Linked DNA regions of Homo sapiens: region 1 is linked to region 2. Evidence: read pairs that join two places in POLR2A ChIA-PET (ENCODE). Cell type or tissue: Panc1. All regions are shown on one strand. Links, peaks and the distances in the headings refer to the core of each region. The heading gives the core; the rest is flanking DNA.

Region 1 (8,266 bases), core at 1,155-6,154, 1.0 Mb before region 2:
GGCAAAACTATCCTGAGTATCAACTGCTTGGTTACCAAGTTGGATGTAATCCCTTCCGAGGAAAATCAGTTATAGAATTATGATATTGGGTTTATTTCCTGACAGGGTAGAGATTTAGCATGGCAGACAAGAGGGAAGGCTATCCTCAAATCTGATGTCCTGGTTTTGCCCAGGCCTGACCAAGACATTTAAATTCTTCACACATCGAAGAGACTCCTGGGTTCCGGGCCCCTCTATAAGGTCTGGGGTGGGCATGGGGCAGGGGAGGGTAAACATGCAGCTCAATGTGAACAGCGTGGGAGGGAAAATTGGCTTGCATACAGGGAGCTAATATCCAGAGAGTTTTTGACAGCTTCTCCCAAGATCTTCTTTCCTGCCCTTCCAGATGGCCTTCCTCAGACAGTTTTCCTCTCTGGGGTCTGTCATTCAATTTTCAAAGGAAATAGCGACATTCCAACGACTAAACTAAAGAGAAGTATTTACTTGTTATTCCAGACCTACTTCAAAGGACATACAGATTTAATAAAATATAAGCAACTTCGTTATTTACTCCTCACCCCTAAACCAACTTCATTGTTTTACTCAGTAGTCCAGATAATTTCCTTACTATTCAGTTTATATTCCAGAACATCACATTTTATCGGTTTCAGCTTCCAAATATTCGGCATGATGTGCCCCTACCCCAATTAATATTATAAGCTTCTGTAGAAACCTAGCAAGAGGAATGTTGAATTAATATGAATGTATCTGATTTATTAAAATTTCATCTTGAATAGAGATGGAAAGAATAGGCAGAGAAAGGGAGATAAGTCTCCTCCTGATGCAGACTCATTGCCAACACCAAAAAGGGTGAGAACCTCAGGACTGGCTCAGAACCTCAGGACAAATATACCAGCCCCGGTCAGAGCTGGCTCTGCATAGACTGGAAGTTAGAGAAGGTGAGGGTCTCATTTTCAGGGTGCACTGGATAAATTAGATATAACAACTCAGTGAAATGGGAGCTGCTTGCTTTTAAGGACACAGATCTTCCCGTTCCTTCTGGGTTTCTTAATTTTTATAGCCATAATCAAGGACGATAAAATTGTTTTTTCTTGTTAAGCATTAATGTAAAAGCTGAATAGTTAGTGTACATTATCACTGCTCTTTTTTTAAGCGTTGTAGCCACATTCACAAATATCAAAGTCCTTTGCAAGATGAAAACAACCTCAGACATGTAGGAGTGGAGTATTGCCAACATCTAGGAGAAAAAATAAAATGTCTTTCATTCTTTCATTCCATCTTGGGCCAAATTTCTTTGGAGAGGGACTTTTACTGGAATGTGGTAAAAATATAAAAAGTCTGAATGTCGCCCATAAGTGCCTTTCATTGGTATCCCTGTAAAACGAGAGACAGAGAGAGAGAATCCTAACATTTAAAGGGTTTGGGGATGAAGCCCTTCCCTTATCTTTTAATCTTTTATCCTTATAAGCATTTCCAATCTGCAAAGGAAAGGGATGAATCCTAGAAATGATTCTCATGATGAACCTCGAGGTTAAAAAGTGGTTTTCTGTGGCTCAATTCTGTTGAATCTTATCCAGGCTTATTCATATCTGCAGTATAAGGCAAGAGAAAGAGTTTAGAAAAATGAAAGATTATCAGGAAGAAACAAAGCTTGCATTCTTAGGAAGTTTATCATCAGAGCAGAATTTTCTGATACTGGGTACGTATTTCCTATGTCAGCCTTGCTCTGGAATCTTCACTTAATAATAGACCCACAGGAAGTGTCCCTTGTCAAGCTATGGTAAAGAGTTAATTGCTTTTAAATCATCTTAAACTGAGGCATCCTGGATTTCAGTTAGGTAGCTATCAAATTTTTGAAAAATACTTCAAAAGAACAACCAATGCTTTACTCTTCTGACTATCTCACTTTTCAATTTTTGATATTTTATTTTATTATTTTATTTTTTGTGTGTACAAACATGCCTTTGAAATATAGACCACAGCAGGGTCTGTCAACCTCAGCACTCTTGATATTTAGGGCCAGATAAGCCCTTGTTGTGGGAGACTGTCCTGTGCATGATAAGATGTTTATCAGCATCCCTGACCTCTACCCACCAGATGCCAGTACTAACTTTCTCCTTCCCCATTTATGAAAATTGCAACTATTTGCAGACAGTGCCAAATGTCCCTGAGGGCAAAATCACCCTTAGTTGAGAACCACTTCACTGCTTTTTAGCTTAGTCCATGCTGAAACATTCTGTGACCAAGGGTCATTCTGTGAAAATTTGTATAACAACTCTTTGGTTTTAATATAATAATAACAATTATAATTATAATTATTTATTATTATCGGTATTGTTGGAACTAAGTTTGAGATCTATCCATAATAGCAAATGCTTTAGTATTTATTGGAGTCAGTCAGCTTCTAAACGTATCTCAATTGGTTATGAGCCAATTTGCCACCTAATTTTGGACAAGTTATTCACCTCTCTATTACAGAGTTGTCTCATCAGTAAAACAATTATACTACTCATAATTCTGACAAGTAAGAACAACTAATCCAAACAATAGGCTACATGTTGCATCTATGTGAAGGGACTACAAGAAGCAAAACTGTACAAAATAGCAACTTAAAAAGCATAGGAGGTTACATAAATATTAAATATTAAGCATTACTGGAATAATGTACAATTGTACTTCTCTCCTAAAAGGGTTAAAGTATGCCCTTAATACCAAGAAGAAACTTGGAAAATGGGAACATAACTACATAATATTCATCTGAAGAAATATCTATTATTCAATGTGTACATATTTCTAAATTCGGTTTCAAAAAAATTACACTCTTCAAAATAACCCCAGATAAACAGATATGTATGCAATCTAATGTGAAGGAGATTTTCAAAATGACATTTCATGAAAAGACAGAACACAGGATTAAAGCGCATGTGGAAGGATCCATTTTGCAGAGGTCAGATGTGTTGTGAGAAACAGTAAAATCAGGTAATAAAAGTAAGGACGGGGTAACACAGAGGTTGGCTTAACAAAAATAACAGAAGCTGATTCGAAGCTGGTCCTAATACTGTACCTAATTCATTCAAGTGTGCCTGGGCCCAAGCCCAGCCCAGAACAGAGTGCTCCGATGTTTAATGTGTGGTACAGCAAGTAGGGCAGAAGTTGGGAACAGAACACCAACCTTACGTCTTTGTGTTTATTAAGCTGTATCGCATGACGTTCACCTCCCTAAACGGTGTGCTTGGTGTGTCATGGGATACTGTGATGTGTAAAAGAAGGTAGCAGAGGTAGATTCAATCACTCCCACCAACAAAGACTTCTTTCTTAAGCCCTTTGAAAGGGTCTTTGGACACAGTTTCCTTGTGTAACAATCACTAAATCCTATTCTCTCGGAATGGTGATACGCCTTTGCTCCCAGCTACCCTTTGAGTCACTTCTCCTCTTTCACTGTGTGGTAGGTGACCTATTTTACAGGACTTTCACCAAATGTTGCCCCAGTTACCTCCAAATTTAATTCTAACAAGAGCAAGGCCATCTTGTGGGAATCAAAGTACTTATCAGGAAGCCTTGTGCAGGGGTATGCCTGCTTACGAAAGACTGGTAGCTATGTCTGTTTTCACGTCCTCTAAATTAATCCTGTGCTTTAAAAAACTCTTTCATTGAAAATAAAGGCTGTAAAAATAAAATAAAACTGCTGTAACAGGCAAGCCTTGATTTCTGAACAGAGCTTGACAGCCTCTACAAGGTAGGACCACTAGCTTGGAACTTAGTGAAGGCACAGCACAAAAATGCATTAACGTCAGCTCTGACTTCCTGTCACAAGAACTGAAATCACTTTGTGGCCCATATGTGCTGTTTCTGTGGGGTGGCTGAAAGGTGAGGTCATCTACTACCTGTAATTTCTTCATAAAAGCAAATAGTTTTTACCTATTAAAACAAACTAACATCGTTTTTGAGTGGAGAGTTGAGAACATTTGTTGATCAAATCAATATTTGCTTTTATTGATGAGTCACTGTTACAGTTGCTTAGAATTCCAAATCAAAGTTTAAAAACAAAATACCAAATATTCTGCTGTTGATTTGGGAATTAATAAAAATTAACATGAAGACTTTTAGTTCGTTTATATAATAATGACAAAACCCCAAATATATCTCCATCACAACTATTTTATTTTCTTCCCTTGTGTAGAAACTGAACAGGTTTAAGAAACTAACAAGCTCTCCTTGGCCTCTGTCTTGCCTGTGATTGGCATTTGAGGAGCCAGGTGAGCACTCATGGTGAGACAAATCTATCATTTCTCCCGGATAAAGCAACCCAAGTGTAGCTCTATGGATACGTCAGTAGTCCATAAGATTTATGTTCCCTCAAAATATCATCTTAAAGCAAGGGAATTTGTTGTTGATACACCAATAAACTTTCTTCTTATTTCAATTGAATCCGTCACCCTGGGTGTATTGATTTCAGTTTTCTTGCCTCAGCATGTTTTTTCTTTCCTTTTTGAAGTAATCCCCCTTGAAATTTGTAGTAAAAATGGAATCCATCTCGCTCCTTCCTTGGATCCACTGGTCTTGGAACTGAATTCTGCTTGCATGCAGACGTCCCAGGGCGTCAGAATTTGAACTTCTGTTTCTGGGCTGGGAACTGGATCAGTCGTATCCTAAACTAATAAATGATTTGGGGTTTGAGGAATCTTTTCTTTTTCTCTTTAAACTAATCTCAGAACAATACTGAATCGTAAGGTCGTTGTCAACAGCTTGCTCAATTTGTCCTTTTAAAGAACCTTTCCTTCCTGGCTTGGCCAGCTGCAGCCTCTTGACTCGAATGTGCTGTCTTGGATCTGCTCTGGAATTCAGTCTGGCCTCACATCTCAGCTGACTTTATAATTCAAATGTAATTGCTGATGCACATTCAAAAATCTTCAGGAAACTATAAATGCTTATTTTAGCTTATAAAAGTGGTGATATTTATATTTGAAGAATGTTAACATGACTACTAGAAAAATGCAAATTTATCATCCTCTACCATCTAGGACTCTGTTAGCAGGTCTCATCTGGGGATAAAGGTTTGAAGAGAGTTTTGTCTATTTATCTTGGATCTTAAAAAGCACAAAGTGCCAAAACAGGGTGTGCAACATAGTCGGTAAAAATAGGAGTCCGAAGTATGTTTTAATCCAAGACTTAGCGTTGACTAATAAAACAACCATCCTCGTTATTTTCTCCCTCATCCTTAAATAGCTATAAGATCTGACAGTATGTCCCAACCATCATTGGCCTCTAGTGAGAATGAGCTACTATGGGCCACAGCCCACCATCCCTGGGAGTTCACATCACAGATTCTGGAATCATCTTTACAGCTCAGGGATTAGCATCTTGAGTTTGGACTCTGGTTCATGGATGTTGCCTCCTGCCTCTCACCACCCCATATCTTCCTCTTGCCTGCTGCCTGATGTTTGTCTTCATGCACACCTTGTGGTAACCCTTGGGTTGCAGGATTAAGACCAAGTGCCTAAGCATAGACCTCAAGGCTCCTGACTACTCTACCCCTTCCTTGAAGGCACTCTGTGTCTTGGCCACTCAGAGCTACCTAACTTGCCTTGTGTCGATTTTCTCCTCTCACAACTGTAAGTCTTTCCACTGTTACACTTCCAGCTGCTTTAAATTCCCTTCCCCTTTTCTCAACCTGATACAGGATCCATATCCCTTAGTTTCTATAACTAGCTTTAGTTTCTATCACTAACTTAGTTCTATAACTAGCTTTTCACTGCAATAAGCCCTTTCAGTCTATGCGACAGAGAGAGGAGCTGTCCTCTCATTGCTCCCTGGGTCCCTTTACGTAGCTTTCACCACGCTGTGGTTATTGATTTACTCCTCTGTGTTTCCACATCCACCTCCAGGAGGCTGTGATCTTCCTAACCAGAATCCTGTTAGTTTTTGTCTCCCATCCCCTATTGCTCAATAAATGTGGGAGGAAGGAGGACAGAGAGAGGAAGTGGAGAGCCCTGGAGGTCTCACAACTTCTATTTGGAATTAACAGATCCACACAGGGCATCTTGACTCTTCTCATCCCCATGCCCTACACACCATACCTGGCCCCACCCCCACGTCTTCCTGGCTTCTGCATTTTACACACCACTCTGTTGAAGCCATATAGCTGCAGATCTACCTTAGGTCCTGTGTTTTCCCCTCCATGGCCAGGCCCTAGCTCATCGGTCCTCCAGGCCCAGCCCAACATGTATGTGCCACTCCATCATTCCCCAGTCTTGGGTCCTCTCTTCCTGGGCTATGGCCACAAGAACTTCTGGCAATTACTCAAGAAGTCTCTGCACGCACTTCCCACCTCATGACCTCGTATGCACATGGTGGCCACTATGTTCTTCCTCCATGCCTCCCTTAGCTAGATCCTCCTCAGCCACGGGATCTCAGTGTATAAATCACTTCCCCAGAGAATTTTTTTTTTTTTACTTCTCTGTCTGAAGCATTGACCTCCTTCTATCTCTCCTTGTTAATTCTATAGCAGCCCTTTTGTGGACTTCTTGGCAGACCACAATTTTATATCAATACTCTGGAGGGTTTTTTTTGTTTGTTTTTTTTTTTTTTGTTTGTTTGTTGTTTTCAGAGTCTCACTCTGTTGCCCAGGCTGGAGTGCAGTGGTGTGATCTCAGCTCACTGCAGCCTTCCACCTCCCAGGCTCAAGTGAATCTCTCGCCTGAGCCTCCCACGTAGCTGGGACTACAGGTGCATGCCACCACATCTGGCTAATTTTTAAAATCTTTCTGTCTCACTGTGTCACCCAGTCTGGTCTCTGCAGTCTCTGCAATTGCCTCAAGCAATCCTCCTGCCTTCCAAAGTGCTGGGATTACAGGCATGAGCCACTGCGCCTGGCTGTGAGATGCCACTTTTTAAATTGCCATGATCGAGCTATCTGAAGCAACAGTCCTTGTTTGTTCCCTGTTTGAAACTTTTCCAATTGGTTTTACTTTTTATTCTTTTGGTGAAGCATTACTATTTTAATTATCAAAAATCATAATGTGGTTATAGAATCATATCCGAAATGGGCAGGGAATACCAAAGAAAGTGAATTTGTATGTGACAAGATTTCTTATGGACCGCTGAGGAAGGGCATCACGTCTGTCTGCAGGGTTTTACTGTATGGATCCTGTGTAAATAGATCTGGTTGTACTTCATTTGCAGCTGTTGGTGCTTAACAAAACTAAGATGCTCTTGAGAGCACCAGATGGTCCAATCATGGAAGTTTAAAGAGTGGGTCTCCTTTGGGGGTTTTAGTGCCCATTAGAAGTTTACCTAACCCCCTTTCGTATGTGGAATTTTTATCACTATAACACAATCTAAGTAGGATCTCCATTGCTTCTTATGGGTGGACTTCAGAAGAGGGAAATATGTCTTGATTTTACTTCTTAGTTAACTGTTATGCTTGAAGGTGGCATTTTTGCTCTTTGAAAACCTAGGCTTACGATTTTCCCGTTTTAAAAAATGAATATTGCTTAAGGCATTTTAGATCTCATGATTTTAGGATGAATTCATGAGACAATAATTTAGATTGTATATTAGAAAAATATTTGATCTGGGAAATAGCACCTCAAGGGAAGAGGGAGATGTCCCACTGCCTGAGTCAGACTAGTTTGGATAAAACTCGGTGGGGGTGTGGGGATGGGGCAGGGAGACCAAGCCAAAGGAAACTGGCTCGGTCTAACAGAACATGGTTTTTCCATCTCTAATTTCTGAGTTTGTGACTCTTGTGGGAATTTTTCAACCCATAAAAAGTGCCCTTTTTCTGTCCCTGGTAATGGCCTAATGAAATAAACACTCATAAATATATGAAGTTCCCAGAGATAAGATCTGAACATCAGCCGCCTTTTACCTGGCAGTGGATGTTTTATCACCAGTGAATTGGTCATGTGATCTCTTTCAGCTTTTTTTCTCCCCTCAAACTGAAGGTCAGAATTCTTGTGATTGGGTTCTTTTAAACGTTCTGAAGCCTAAGTGCCTAGTGATTAAATAAATTTACATCTTATACACTTTCTAACACTCAGTAAAGAGATCATTGGATTTTATCAGCTGCTTGTGATGTTCAGCTGAATCTCAGCAACCCTGGCCTAGGACAGAGAGACCGTTTAGAGACAAGGATAGAGGATCATAAACAGGAAGCAGAGGTAGACAGAGCTCCCTGGCTGTCAATGTTGAATTAAAACAACAACAAAAACATCCAATGGCAACCGTGACATTGCCAAGATTTGCTTCTGTGCGAATGGAGCTT
Region 2 (8,266 bases), core at 1,821-6,820:
GACCAGACTGGGCAACATGTTGAAACCGCTTCTCTACTAAAAACACAAAAATTAGCCAGGCGTGGTGGCGGGCGCCTGTAATCCCAGCTACTCTGGAGGCTGAGGCAAGAGAATCGCTTGAACCCGGGAGGTGGAGGTTGCAGTGAGCTGAGATCACGCCACTGCACTCCAGCCTGGGCGACAGAGTGAGACTCCATCTCAAGAAAAAAAATAAAATAAAATAAAGAATCATTCAGCCTCAACCTTACTCTCTTGGGACACTCATCTTTGGAGTCCTGAGTGGCCATGTGAGAAGTGCAAGGATGAGATGCCGTGAGGAAGTTCAGATTACATGGAGTGACCCCATGCAGGGGTTCCAGTTGACAGCCCCAGCTGAGGTCGCAGCCATGGCCAACATCAACCAGCAGACATGAGAGTGAGGCAGCCTCAGTGATGACTCCAGCCTTGGCCTCCGCCAGACCTCATCTTTATCCTCAAGAAAGACTGTGTGGGAACCACCCAGCTGATCCCAGTCAACACTCAAAACAATGACAGATCATCATAACTTGATTTTTGTGATTTTAAGTTAATAAATTTCAGGGCGATTTGTCATGCAGAAATAGATAACTGGATTAGATATAGTTGGTTCTCAATACGTTTCTATTAAATTTCATCCAATAGCAGATAAGAGACGGCAACATTGTCTCTTGATCTTTTTCTCCCTTTTTGTCTAACTCCTTGCTCTTTTGTTCCTTGGTCAGTCTCTCCTTATATCCTTTCTCTCTCTCTCTCTCTCTCTCTCTCACTTTTTCTCTCTCTCTCTCTCTGCAAATTCAGAATTCTCCCCTTCTTTTGCGGCCATGGAAGCTGGAGAAAACAGATCTTCCATCCAGATAGCCAGGGCTCTCTCTCTATCTATAAAAGGCCTCTGTTTTCTCTCTTTTGGCATAAAGAAACTCAATTCCTTTGTTTTTAACTGCTCCCATTTCTCTGTTCTGTACTGACTTGATTCCTCCTTCCTGAATGATCTTTGAGTCTTCTGTGTACTTTTTAGGTTGTAAAACAAAGAACAAGACACCCTACCCCAGCGATGATCTTGGCTATAACATTACCCTCATCTGGAAAGCGCTGTTATTTTTGGCCACCTTCGGATCTTCGTGTAGCTGTTCCACCCCTCTGCTGCAGGAGCTCCGACTCACTTCCCCAGGCAGTCCAGGGGGTCTGTAGACAGCAGCTGCATGAGGAGCTTGAGTGGGAAGACAGCAAGCCGGGTGGTCAGAAGAATCTCTGTGAGGATGCGGCTTCAAATGAAGCAGTGTGGGCGGGAATGCATGAACCCTGTGGCCTGGAGGCTGCCTGGCTCGCCTTACCCAGAGAAGGAGTGACTCATAGAATGGTCGCTGAGCAGCTGATCAAGTATGGAGGCTGAGGGAGACCCAGAAACTGGACCGGAAATCTTCCCCCACCCCCAATGTGAAAGGACGTCTGTTCCATCTGCGTTGCCCCTCAGAGGTGGCCTGACCACTGCCTGAGAGTGTCACCCTGGGGCAAGCCTAGGTGGGCACGCGTCGACCGCTTCACACCCTTGCTCAAACACACAGCATCGTGCATGAGCACAGAGCTGCTTGACAGAAAGAGGAAGAAGCCAGCCCCCAGGAATGGCAAACACGTTGCGAAAAGGACCGCGTGCAGGGTTGGCCGGGTGCACTGGCAGCAGCCAGGCAATATCATCTCAGGTCAAGGAGAAAGCCCCATGGCCAAAAATAGCCGCGCTGCCCAGTTGCCACAGTGTCTAAAATTACACCATTGGAGATTTATTCCTTTGCGCACCTCACCTTTGCTGGGGGCGGGTCCGGGGAGGACCCACGAAATGTCTTCACATTAAGGTGCAAAAGGCCTGGCAGCTCCACAGAGTTATTTGGGGGCGGGAAAGGAGGGAGGTGTTGAAAGGGCAGGAACAAGGAGAGGAAGTGCTGGGAAGGGACAGCGCTGGGCAGCTTCTCCTATTTCAGAGTTTCACCCTGAAGGAGCCTAGCTGGCAGCTACATCATAAAACTGAGGCCTAAGCAATTTGCCAGTAAATTTGAACCATGCATGTAAACAATTCTAATAATTTATTCCTTGAAATGTTTCCTATCATATATTATTATGCAGAGCTGCACATGCTCTATTTCAAATTGCCTAAACGAAAAAAAAAACGTACATTAAGGGACAATTAAAAAGAATAACAAGAGGCAACATGAGGAAACAGTGTATGCATATGCCAGTCAGGCTGGAACACAGAGGGAAGCCGAAGGCAGCCAGGCAGCCCGTTGCAACCAAAGGCTTGATTTCTGGGGCAAGATTCCCTCGGAAATTCAGGCAAGGACTGTCTTTATACGTAGAAGTTTCGGTAACTTGACCCCAGCAGATTAAGCAGTAAACAAAATAAAAGCAGACAATCACTATTCGAAAGCCACATCCAGTCCGCTGCATCAATACACAACAGCTCCACTGTAAAAGTTCCTAAGACATAGATAAGAATTTCAGAAAGGTATGTCCACCCTGCTTGAGCCACCTCCGGGACAGAAAGCTAAGTCCCATGGATGCCCTGGTGGGCTTTAGGCAGGGGCAGGGATAAACTAGGGAATGGAAGGAAGCAGAACATGAGGAAGGGAACGAGGGAAAAATGAAAGAGCAGAGCCTGACACTGGGAACAGCTGGTTCCCTCAAGAATAACCACACCTCTACACCATTTGGCAGTTTAAAAAGAACTTCCACGTTAACTTTGCCTTCAAACCTCCAACTCCCATGAAGGAAGAAAGTTTACTCTCATTTTTATAAAGGAGGGTTCTGTGGATGAGAGCAATTAGGTAACTTGCCCAAGGACACACAGCTGGTAAGCTGGGGACCATGGTCAGGTCTTGAAACCCAGTCTAACTAACTACAGCCCCTGCTTTGTTTATTCCCACAGTGTTGGGAGTTACAGAACACGGGGATTCAAGAAATGATCCCCCTGAATCCACTGAGTAAATTCCTGGTGATTTTAGTAACTAAGGCTTTCCTTCTCAACCTTAATTCATTTATGCACTCAACAAATAATGATTGAGCCTCAACAACTACTGGGCATTGTTTCGGAGCTGGAGTTCACCTTCATGGAGATTTCACATAAGGGGCTCCTTGACAGCTGATGGCAACTGTCCTCTTTTCAGAGAGCCACTCCCTGACTGTGCAATGCAAATCGGCTCCAGCCACCTTTCAATCTTCCCGTAATACTTAATACCATCTGAAACCATGAGGTTCATAGATTTATTCACTATATTACTGCTTATCTCCTTCTCTAGAAAAGTAAGTCCTTCAGAAAAATGACCCAGTCTTATGTGAAGCTGACTCTCCAAAATTAGAACAGTTCTTGCACATAATAGATGCTCAATAAATATTTGTCCAATAAATGACACTGAATGCCAAGGAAAGCTTTTTACCAGTGCCTACTATGTTCATAAAATAGTGTGAGACTAATTACATAAATCATTTCATTAAATCAAGATTATATATGCCAAAATAGAAAATATATGAAGAAAATAGGGTTTTAATATTAGTGAAGAAACTGCTTGGAAGAAATAAGGGTCCATTTGTAATGCTTCTATCCTGTGCCACTTAATGCAAGAACAAGGGCTATTTTGTGACATTAAAAAGCAACAAATTTAAAACCAAGAAAAGGAAATACTTTTTAAAGCAGCGTATAATCTACCTGTGGAATTCAGTGCCGCAGGATATTATTGAGGCAAATAGTCTAGCAAGATTCAAGAAAGGATTAGACATTTATATGAATAGGAATAATATTGGTAGTTACACTAACTAAGTTAAAAAGTTACAAGGCATGTCCGTCCTGGGCTCCAGGGCATAGCTGTTCACCAGCTGGAGTGAGGAAGGAATTTCCCCCTGGGATAGAGCATTGCAGAACTGGCCAGATGCACGATGGCTCGTATTTTTGCCGTCTTCTGTAACATAGGCAGGGACCACTGCCAAGGGGAAGTTTCTAGAGTAGATGGACCAATGACCTCTAAACATGGTGTTTCTGTCTTCTCCTTGAACAGTCCTGAATAGGACATGGAGGTTGCATGTAAAGTCTTTTGGGATTCGTACCTGAGAATTTTTCAATTTCAAAAAACAGAAATTGACAGGTAAAAATAACTTGCCTCTTCCTAATGACAAAAATATTACATGGAATGAAATCATGCCCTGCCTGTAATCTCATTAGCAGCATAGCCAATAGTGCCAGGAGGCTGCCTGAATGCTTCCAAACCTCAACACATCGGAGTCTTTGTAGAATCTCATACAAGGACATCATCTACCCATGTTTTACATCCATCTATCACTGTGCCTTATGTGCTTGTGCTTAACACAGGTGTTTAACGAAAATGCATTTCTGCAGATGTGAACAAAGCCTCTCATTATGCTGTCCACTCACCTAGCAAAGCTTCTCTCTTTATTACATAGTCAATTACACTGCCAGGCACAACCTTTGATTCTTGGTGATGTATGCCATGCATTTTTTTCATTCTAACATGAAAAATCCAAAAGGTAGTTGTTAGCCATGCAACCAAATACAAGTGTTCACAATGGTATGGTATCATATTAATGAAAACATTGAAACTAAATTATGCATTATACTTGCTTACTTTACCGACCTCAGTTTTCCAGGTGTAGACAACACTCTGAAGAAACTGCATCAGTATTTAAATTATTAGAGATACAGGCCAGGTGCGGTGGCTCATGCTGGGAATCCTAGCACTTTGGGAGGCCCAGGCAGGTGGACCACTTGAGGTCAGGAATTCAAGATGACCAGCCTAGCCAGCATAGTGAAATCTCCATCTCTACTAAAAATACAAAAATTAGCTGGGCATGATGGCGTGTGCCTGTAGTCCCAGATACTCTGGAGGCTGAGGAAGGAGAATGGCTTGATCCTGGGAGGCAGAGGTTGCAGTAAGCCAAGATCGTGCCACTACACTCCAGCCTGGGTGACAGAGCGAGACTCTGTCTCAAAAAAAAAAAAAAAAAATTATTAGAAAAAGGAAAGTCCTCTCTCTGAGGTATAAAGAACATTCTGGAAGCCAAAACAGAAAGGGAAATTTTAGTTTAAATCTTAAACCAGCAATAAACCTAAAATTTTCAAAGTTTCCTGAAAAAAAGATAAAATTAAAATATATACAGCAAAATGTTGAATAATGTTAATATATGTGTTTTTCTGGAGAGAGAGAGAAAGAGAAACCATAGATTCCATTAATATCTTCAGCTATGTTCTCACACAATATAAGTTAAGAAAGTTAAGGAACACTAACCTAGGACCCAGTCCAAAAGAAAATTCTCACCTAAGTCTGGACAAAGTCCTTTCAAAGTCCTTTGCAACTACATGTAAGACTTGTTCCCTTGAACTCCTTAAATTAGCAGAATAATATCAATTAGATTCTTTTGGTCAAAAATCATTCATATAGGGTCTAATCCCCATCCAGAGAAAAAAAAACCTTAAAACATTTAAGTGTTGAAGGCTACCTGTCATTTTATTAACTGGTTGCAAATACGCTTTTTTAGGTTTGGCCGTTTTCTCAGTCTAAGCTTTCCTATTTTCTCATGTGGTTATTATAAGAGAAGAGCTTCTCTGATTTTTGTTTGCTGGTGTGGGTTTTTTTTTTTTTTTTTGGTTGTTAATGTTTGTTTTTTACTTATAACCACATATTATGAGGAATGATAAGGTATTATAAATTAATAGTGTAAGCTCTGTAATCAATTAGGATGGGTTGAAATCTCACACTAGACTCCAAATAAACCAATTAGTCTCCCCAGGCCTCTCTTTTTTAATCTATAAAATGGAGATATAATAATATCCACCACACAAAGTCTGTGTACAAAATAAATGAGACAATGCCTGTAAAACATGTGGCATTGTGCTTGTCATATATTAAGTAGACAATAAATATTACCTATTAGTATGACTACGTATATTTTGCCTATGTATTTATAAGCATTAAGAGTGCATATCCTGTTTCCTTATTATCACATAGTTCTCATACATTTTTATGGGCCCTTGATGCACACTGCAAATGAATTTCCAAAAGGATTTTGCTAATATATCCTATCAGCAATATGACAGTGTCAGTTTTACCACTCCTTGGTTAAAAATGGGAATTACTATTAACCAGGAATAAAAGAAAAAGACCAAAAAAAACAAAAAAAGCGGGGAAAAAAAGGAAGGCAAGAAAGAAAAGATAATTTAATTTTTTTTAAATGTGTACATGTAAGCTTTTGCGTTTCTATATCTAGGAAAAGAAATCTGTGAATGTTCAGATTTCCATTCGACATCAGCCAGTTTCTTTCCAAACACTTTCTCAAAGTGTCGTACTTCATCTTTCAAAAAGCCTCATCCTACAGTCACACACCTTGTAGTTTTCCGGCTGAGGGACTCACAGAAGGGAACCGTGGTTTCCTGGTTCTCTGCCAGATGTCCAGTGGTCCCACGAAGGCCAGAGATTCAACTGCCTGCCACTCTTGTGAAGATGTTGCATACAGGACGATTCCCAGAGGAACTGGGACCTGGTGAGGCCAACACACAGATATTTTCTTGTAAGGTAGGATAAGGCAGAGTGACACAGCCCGCATCTGACCACAAGTCATGGGAGGTGTAACCCAAGGTGGCTTATCACCTGAGCTCTGAAAGGGATAATCTGGGAGGAACAGTTGGTTTGTGCAGCTTTTCAAGAGACTTAAATAATACCTGGTTTTGTGGGAAGAGAAGGAACAAAAGAAAAGAAAGCAAAACCCTGGGCACGATGGCTCACACCTGGAATCCCAGCACTTTGGGAGGCCAGGGCAGGCAGATCACGAGGTCAGGAGTTCAAGATCAGCCCAGCCAACATGGTGAAACCCCGTCCCTACTAAAAAAACAAAACATTAGCCAGGCGTGGTGTCGGGTGCCTGTAACCCCAGCTACTTGGGAGGATGAGGCAGGAGAATTGCTTTAACTGGGGAGGCGGAAGGTTGCAATGAGCCGAGATTGCACCACTGCGCTCCAGCCTGGATGACAGAGCAAGACTCCCTCTGTCTAAAAAAAAAAAAAAAAAAAAAAGAAGAAGAAGAAGAAAAGAAAAAGAAAGCAAGAAAACACTTTAGTTGTGGGTACTGGATTTACTGCATGTCAGAGTGGGGAGATTGACAGTGTTGACTTGGAAATATTCTAATTCTAGGCAACCAAATGGAGGCTTTTCCTCACCTTCTCCACACCAATGTCTGGCTGGCCCCCTCTTTCTTTTAAAACAGTTCCTGGGGAGGCCCCAAAATTCATCTGATGTCTGTATGAGCACTGTTCTAATAAGAAAACAGTGACCTCCCTGTTTTTTGTTTTTTTTTACTTTTTTATTTTCTGGTTTTTGTTTTTTGTTTTTTTGAGATGGAGTTTCCCTCTGTTGCCCAAGCTGGAGTTCAGTGGCATGATCTCAGCTCACTGCAACCTCCGCGTCTTGGGTGCAGGCAATTCTGCCTGAGCCTCCCGAGTAGCTGGGACTACAGGCGCGCACCACCACCACGCCCGGCTAATTTTTTGTATTTTTAGTAGAGATGGGGTTTCACCATGTTGGCCAGGATGGTCTCGATCTCTTGACCTCGTGATCCACCCGCCTCAGCCTCCCAAAGCCTCCCTGCTTATTCACACAAATCCCTGAATAAGAACTCTCTTCCAGGTGGACATGATTTATAGGGCTGATTCAACGGCTTCTCCTACCTTAATTACCATGAAGGACTCACATTAAAATGCTTAGAAAAGATGAGAGTTGGGCTCTTTTGACTTTTGCTGGTGGTGTGGATTACCTGCTATATTCCTGAATCTGGCGCTTGCTAAAGAGGTTGAGAGGATTTGCACTCCAAGATGGGGACCACTGGCATGACCTTTTTCCTTGGCTCTGTGGTCAAGCCACCCCCTGCTCCACTTACTACCTGAGTGACACCAGGCAATCATTTCACCTCTCTAGACCTCTGCCACCTAATTCAGTACGTGGAGATAGTCACACCTGCCTTGCAGAGTTATTGTGAGGGAAGCACCAGCTTCTGGTACATGGGAGATTTTATTTATACATGAACACATATATGCTTGCATACACACAGATGTGTACCGCAGTTTTTGAAAATCATCTCCATTTTTATAGCTCACAAGGTGATTTTTGAAAAGTCAATCAAGAAAAGAAGAAAAAAACCATTTTCCTCTCCAACAAGAAAAAGCAATTAAACGTCAAATATTAACTGTTCCCTGGGAGAAAAT

The links. Peaks named below come from ENCODE experiments on the same cell type or tissue, not always from the same donor. Only the 100,000 strongest peaks of a DNase experiment are listed, where the experiment ranks them.
Region 1: POLR2A ChIA-PET joins it to region 2 with 6 read pairs; 2 of 35 experiments call an interaction of 5 or more read pairs at or near these places.

The regions. Positions count from the first base shown.
Region 1 is chr15:95,261,796-95,270,061 of GRCh38, forward strand. No RefSeq gene overlaps it. Among named protein-coding and RNA genes, the nearest start is that of LETR1, 61 kb to the right of the region's middle. In Panc1, for the core only: no CTCF peak of the experiment used is centred there; no DNase peak of the experiment used is centred there; H3K27ac peaks cover 1,102 bases.
Region 2 is chr15:96,284,235-96,292,500 of GRCh38, forward strand. NR2F2-AS1 (NR2F2 antisense RNA 1) reads right to left here. Exons shown (of 5, transcript NR_125738.1): 2 at 6,396-6,549. Among named protein-coding and RNA genes, the nearest start is that of NR2F2-AS1, 39 kb to the right of the region's middle. In Panc1, for the core only: no CTCF peak of the experiment used is centred there; no DNase peak of the experiment used is centred there.